Regions from separate parts of the Homo sapiens genome. Here region 2 is linked to region 1. A link is a contact called in ENCODE Hi-C or POLR2A ChIA-PET data. All regions are on one chromosome and are shown on one strand. Each heading gives the region's core, a stretch centred on a gene start or an enhancer-like site at or near the end of the contact. The rest is flanking DNA. Distances are from core to core; before and after follow the strand shown. Region 1 holds the start of TEDC2 (tubulin epsilon and delta complex 2). Region 2 holds the start of AMDHD2 (amidohydrolase domain containing 2).

Region 1 (2,700 bases), core at 115-2,614:
GCAAATAAGGGGACAGCCACAGAGAAGAGAGGAGGACAGGCTCCAGTACTTCCCTGACCTGATGGTGCCAACCTGGACACCACCACACAGCTGCTTCATTCTGCCAGCTTCTGAGCATGAGCCTCAGGGGTATGCCACAGGGCTCGATGCCCTGCCTTCCCTGTCACCCCAAATCCCAGGCTCCTTGCTAGCCAGGGTCTGAGGAGGCAGAGACAGAAGTCCCTCCAGTGAGGGTCCGGGAAACCTACCCCTTCTCCTTGAGTGTGAAGGCTTCTGGGGCCTGAGGAGCAGCGGATGGGGCCATTTGCTGGTCCCTGAGGCCCGCCCCAGGCCTGGGGGTTCGGGCTCCCATCCCAACACGGGTCCCATCCCCCACTGACAGCAGCCGGCGCTCAGGGTGGCCCTTGGCAGGCACCGTGGTCTGGCGGAGGCCCTTGGTGGGTCTCGTGTCTGAAGCATGGCCACCAGCTTGGCCTGGGGAATGCGGTGGGGCGGAGGCTGTCGTGCCAGAAGAGGTGACAATGGACCTAGATTTCAGGCTGGGGGCCTTGTCTCTCTCTCCGGCCTTAGTGATGCCTCTTCGAACTCGTACAGCCTTCTCCAGTGCCTGGGTCAGAAACTCCAACTCTTTGAGGTCTTGTGGACTGGGTGTGCATGCTGTGAAAGCCAAGAATTATGCAGGGATCTCTCCCCACTGTCCCCCAGGAGGGTTCCTCACAACTGCACGCCAGCAGACAGGCCAGAGCAGCACCTGGAGAAGGCGGGTGGTGGAGGTTTACCTGGAAGGGGGTCCTCTCCATTAGTTTCTGGCCCTGGAGGTGGCTTCAAAGCCCGGGTCCCAGTTGGTTCCCTGCAAAGACACGGGCAGCCGTCGCACGGCCAGGAGGCAGGGCCCAGCCCAAACAGACCCGAGGGGGCCGCCGGGCCCCGCGGCAGGCCCCCAGCTCAGAGCCTGCAGGGTAAGGAGGGTGGCACTGACAACCCACAGCTCCGAAGTGGGCGGCTGCGCCCGGTCTCCCAGCCCTGGGCGCTCGGGGCGGGACTCTGAGGGCCCGAGGGAGGTCTGGCCAGTGGGTCCGGGGTCCGCGTACCAGGCATGCAGCAGCCGACGGCAAACGCGCAGGCTCTGCTCCAATTGCAATTGTCGCTGTGCGCAGGCGTCCAGGGCGCCCTGCAGCTCGGCCACCAGCCTGGGGGACGCACCGGCGGCTCAGCACCTCGGCCAGCGTCGGGCCTCGGGCCCCGCGCCTGGCTACCGGCCCGCCCGCATCCTCCCACCCCCTCCTGCCGCGCAGGCCTCACCGGCGCGAGCAGCCCGCCGGCAGCATGAAGGCGGCGGCGTCTCCTTGCAATTTGCCGCCTCTGAAGAGCCACGCCCCTTCCGGGAGGGAAGGCCGCCCCTTCCCGGCCGGGCTGCCCAATCCTGAACCGGGGCTCAGGGGCCGCCCCCGAAGCTTTCTCTCCCTCCTTGCGGGCAAGCCTCAAGCCCCGCCCACTCCTGCCTCCCAGGTCTGACGGGGACTCCGGCTCGGAGCTGGGCCCCCGAGGCCGCCAGGGAGGTGACTGCGGGCGACGCCGGGATTTTGGTTTGGGTAACTGGGTAGATGGGGGCGCCATTATCGCGCTTCTCTTGCAGGGGGCCGGTGAAGGTTATACGAGAGGCTCCATCTGTCCTTATTGAAAGTGCTCTTAACGCAGGGACCAGCCGTCTTGCTGACGCCTGGGCCACCGAGCACAGGGACAGGACGGGGTTGCTGGAGGTGAGGATTCCGCGTGTCAGGGGCGGGGATGAAGGAGGAGAAAGTGTTCACTTTTGGACATGTGACGTGATAGCACTGGGCAGAGGGGAGGAAGCTCAGACCTTGGAGCAGTGGGCCAGGCGAGGTGGCCCCTGGTGGGGCAGGGGACGGGTAGGGACAGATCACGGGGCCCACGCAATGGCCAGGGAGGTGGAGGAGCAGTAGGACAGTGTCACAGAGGCAACAGGAGGCTGTCACGGGAGGGAGTGGGTCACAGGCCAAGTGCTGCTGAGGCCTCGGCGGTGTACACAGCACAGCAGGGGGGCGGGGGTACAGGGCCTTCGGTGATGCGGGGGACACCTGAGGGAGGAAGTGAGGAAGGCAGCAGGGCCCCATGTAGTTGGTGTTAACAAGAATAAACAATTAGGGGGCAAGAAATCCCAGGCGGTAGCTGAAAGAAAAACAGAGCCTGGGGTTGCTGTTTAAAGATGGGACAGGTGAGTCCATTCCATAGTCGTTAATGGGAAGGTGCCATCGCAGAGGGGAAGGAGGGCACAAAGGGAGTTGTCAGGGAGGTTGGGACCCAGGCAGCTCTGGCCCAGCGCTCCGGGTGGGCCCCTCCATCAGCGGTGGGGGAGGGTGACGGTGGCCCTGCCTCCCTGGAGATTCTCTGTGAAGGAGGAGGCAGGGAAATGCTCAGTCAGCAGGTGGGTGATGCAGGAACCCACCCACCACAGGCAGGCGGGGCCAGGTCCCCCTGGAGTGGTTTCCTCCTTCAGGTGCAAGCTGGGAGAAAGCAGAGAACTGACTCCATGCAGAGTTGGGATTAAGAGCCCCTGGACAAGGGGCCGAGGCAGTGAAGGACGTCCATCACTCATCTGCCACTATCCTCCTCACATTTAATCCTCACAACACCCCTGTGAGGTAGGTATCATTGCCCCCCTTACAGATGAGGAAACTG
Region 2 (2,700 bases), core at 201-2,700, 60 kb before region 1:
CAGAGCGAGACTCCGTCTCAAAAAAAAAAAAAAAAAAAACTAAACAAAAAAAAAAAGCATGTTGGATACAACCTACTCTCAAATAGTTCAGTAAAAAACAGTAGCACAGGTACAGCCAAGAGGAGCCTGAATAGTAGTAACATACAGCAAAAAGTTAACCCTGTAGAACCTAAGTAAAAATTAAAATAAAAAAAGACCAAGGACAACCAAATTTCTTCCGGGCAGGAAAGAAAATGGAAGCGTGGGGCAAGCAGTACAGGAGCAGGGGGAGTCTCTTCTGGAAGGCGTGTTCCACTGAGTCACACATCAGACAGGTTAGGGAGGAAGAGCCTGACCAGGGACTATCGCTGTGCCAATCACAGAATCCCCTGCGGCCTTGGTTAAGGGGATGGTTTCTGAAGCCTGGAGGCAGCCAGAGTGCAGTGCAGGGGGTGGGGACGGCCTATGGCTCAGACGGTGCTGAGCCAGCAGTGTGGAGACAGCTGCGGAGGACAGAGGGTCTAGGGAGGCCAGGCAGAGCGACAACTGATAAAGAAGCACAGGGGCGGGACCCAGGCCCAGATCCGGTCATCAAAGGAGGCCAGACTCAGGACCATGGAATACGTGCTGGGGGTGGGGGGTGGGGCGTGAGTTTGAAAATGAGGGCGCTGGTTGCTCCGGGAGCCCCCTCCACCTCAGCCAGGGAGCCTCACCTCACCTTGTGATAAACCTCCGGTGGGGAAGTGACCAGGGTGGGGCAGAAGGAGGTGACGCCGTGCGACAGGATCCTCCGGGCCACGAGGGCAACCCCCGAACCCACGTCCTCCGTGGCTTGAGAGAAGTCAACACCAAATCCACCTGCAGCCACAGAAAAGGAAGTGTCGCATGGAGCTCAGAGCTCCTCCCCTGGGTTCCCCTGCCGGCCCCGGGCCGCACCGTTGATCTGCACGTCGATGAATCCGGGAGCCAAGATGCGGCCCCCGCAGTCCCGCCGCTCGTCGGCCACGCGCCGCTCCTCAAAGAACAGCTTCTCTGGGTCCAAGATGCGGCCTCCGCGCACCCACAGATCCTCCCTGGGGACGCAGTGGGTGGGCGCTCGCATCGCGGGCCTGACCTCGGCCCCGCACCCTGCACCCCGCCCGGTCCCCGGCCCCGCACCCTGCACCCCGCCCGGTCCCCGGCCCCGCACCCTGCACCCCGCCCTGTCCCCGGCCCCGCACCCTGCACCCCGCCCGGTCCCCGGCCCCGCACCCTGCACCCCGCCCGGTCCCCAGCCCCGCAGTCCCCGGCCCGCGCCCACCTGAGCAGTTTCCCTCCGCGCAGGATCCGGCAGTTAGTGAACTGGAGCACGCGGGCCCCCGCCGCGCCCTGCTCGCCGCGCATCGTGAGCCGTGTCGGGAGCGAGCGGCTCCGGAGCCCCGCGGCGGCCAAATCCCGCGCCCAGTGACGAACCCCAGCCGAGAGCTGAGACCGCGCCCACGTGACCTTCAGCTGACTGAAGCGGCGCGCCACGTGACCGCCGCGCCCACGTGATCGAGCCAGCCCACGTGACCGGCAGCGCCCGGCGCCCGCCCGCCCGCCCGCCCGCCCCCGCCCCCAACAAGCTGAGCAGACACAGGCCCGTCACATCCAAGAACTTTATTGGACACAGCTCCGCGCAGGGCCACGGGCCCGGCGGTGAGGGCGGCTCCATCCAGGAAGTCTCAGCAACAGGAACCCACAAGGCGACACTCTAGCTAAGGTTATAGATAGCTGGGAGACAAGGGCCGCTCCGCAGACGCAGGAACAGGCCAGATCTTTATAAATAAACATCCAGTAAAGAGAAATGACAATTCTAAATCATCCGCATACACAGAGCACTCTAGGGGGTGGGGCGCCGGGGGCCTGGAGGGGCGATGAGTGGGCCCAGATGTCCACGGCACGGGGCGGGCGGGGGCAAGGCCGGGGAAACAGACGATGGGCACTAGGACACTGCGCATGTACAAGACCAACTACTGGGGGCGGCGGCCCCGTGCGTATGTGTCAGGCTGTTCGTTCTGGAATGAGGAGGGGTGGTCTTTACATAATATTCTGTGGCTGGTGGGCTCGGAGAGGGTCTACTTTGTGGAGAGGATGAGGGCGACGATGAGACCGTAGAGGCCGAGCACCTCGGCGAAGATGAGAATCAGGATCATGCCCACGAATAGTCGGGGCTGCTGGGCGGTGCCCCGCACGCCAGCGTCCCCCACGATGCCGATGGCAAAGCCGGCTGCCAGGCCGCTCAGGCCCACGCTCAGGCCGGCGCCCAGCTGGAGGAAGCTCCTGGGGGCGAGAAGAGAGGACTGACATCAGCAGCCTGCCAACCAGGGGGAGACAAGGGTCCGGGTCACCACCCACAGGTGAACCGCCCCCCTCCCTGCAGTCCTCCAGCCCTGGGCAGGGGCCTGACCCCAGTGCTCACTTGTAGAGGCTGATGTCGTCATTCAGGGAGTTGGCGATGAGGACTGCCACCACCAGGCCGTAGATGGCGATGATGCCAGCCATGACCACTGGGATGATGGACTTCATGATCTGCTCCGGCCGCATGACAGACATGGCCGCAATGCCGGTACCGCTCTTGGCTGTGCCATAGGCAGCGCCCAGGGCTGTGGGAGGAAGGCGGGGTGAGCCCACAGCAGTACGCAGGCCAGTTGAGACTAGGACCCCGAGGTGTAGCTTTGGCACAGCTCCAAGGGCCACCCC

Evidence for each region. Hi-C counts contacts between places; a loop is a spot of excess contacts on that map. ChIA-PET counts read pairs that join two places held with the same protein, here RNA polymerase II (POLR2A). Pooled maps may share reads with other maps.
Region 2: a loop to region 1 is called in a pooled map, with 7 times the contacts of the local background. The contact joins the promoter of AMDHD2 here to the promoter of TEDC2 in region 1. A Hi-C loop is called at or near these places in 4 of 168 maps with a recorded cell type or tissue (CD4-positive, alpha-beta memory T cell, CD8-positive, alpha-beta T cell, OCI-LY7 and 1 more), 5 of 37 single-sample maps with no recorded cell type and 15 of 50 pooled maps. POLR2A ChIA-PET finds 5 or more read pairs at or near these places in 32 of 52 experiments (A549, B cell, CD4-positive, alpha-beta T cell and 26 more).

What each region holds. Positions count from the first base shown.
Region 1 is chr16:2,458,773-2,461,472 of GRCh38, reverse strand. It overlaps TEDC2 (tubulin epsilon and delta complex 2), which reads right to left and starts at 1,364. Exons shown (of 10, transcript NM_025108.3): 1 at 1,303-1,364; 2 at 1,092-1,190; 3 at 780-850; 4 at 249-657. The coding sequence starts at 1,328. It overlaps LOC105371050 (a long non-coding RNA gene), which reads left to right and starts at 1,495. Exons shown (of 5, transcript NR_188689.1): 1 at 1,495-1,559; 2 at 1,637-1,760; 3 at 2,519-2,663. CCNF (cyclin F) reads right to left here. Exons shown (of 17, transcript NM_001761.3): 17 at 2,619-2,700. RefSeq lists a silencer at 1,026-1,375 and enhancers at 1,756-1,845, 2,076-2,700.
Region 2 is chr16:2,519,121-2,521,820 of GRCh38, reverse strand. AMDHD2 (amidohydrolase domain containing 2) reads right to left here and starts at 1,450. Exons shown (of 11, transcript NM_001330449.2): 1 at 1,280-1,450; 2 at 916-1,052; 3 at 698-837. The coding sequence starts at 1,362. ATP6V0C (ATPase H+ transporting V0 subunit c) reads right to left here. Exons shown (of 3, transcript NM_001694.4): 2 at 2,420-2,603; 3 at 1,603-2,280. The coding sequence ends at 2,076. RefSeq lists silencers at 1,235-1,304, 1,475-1,584.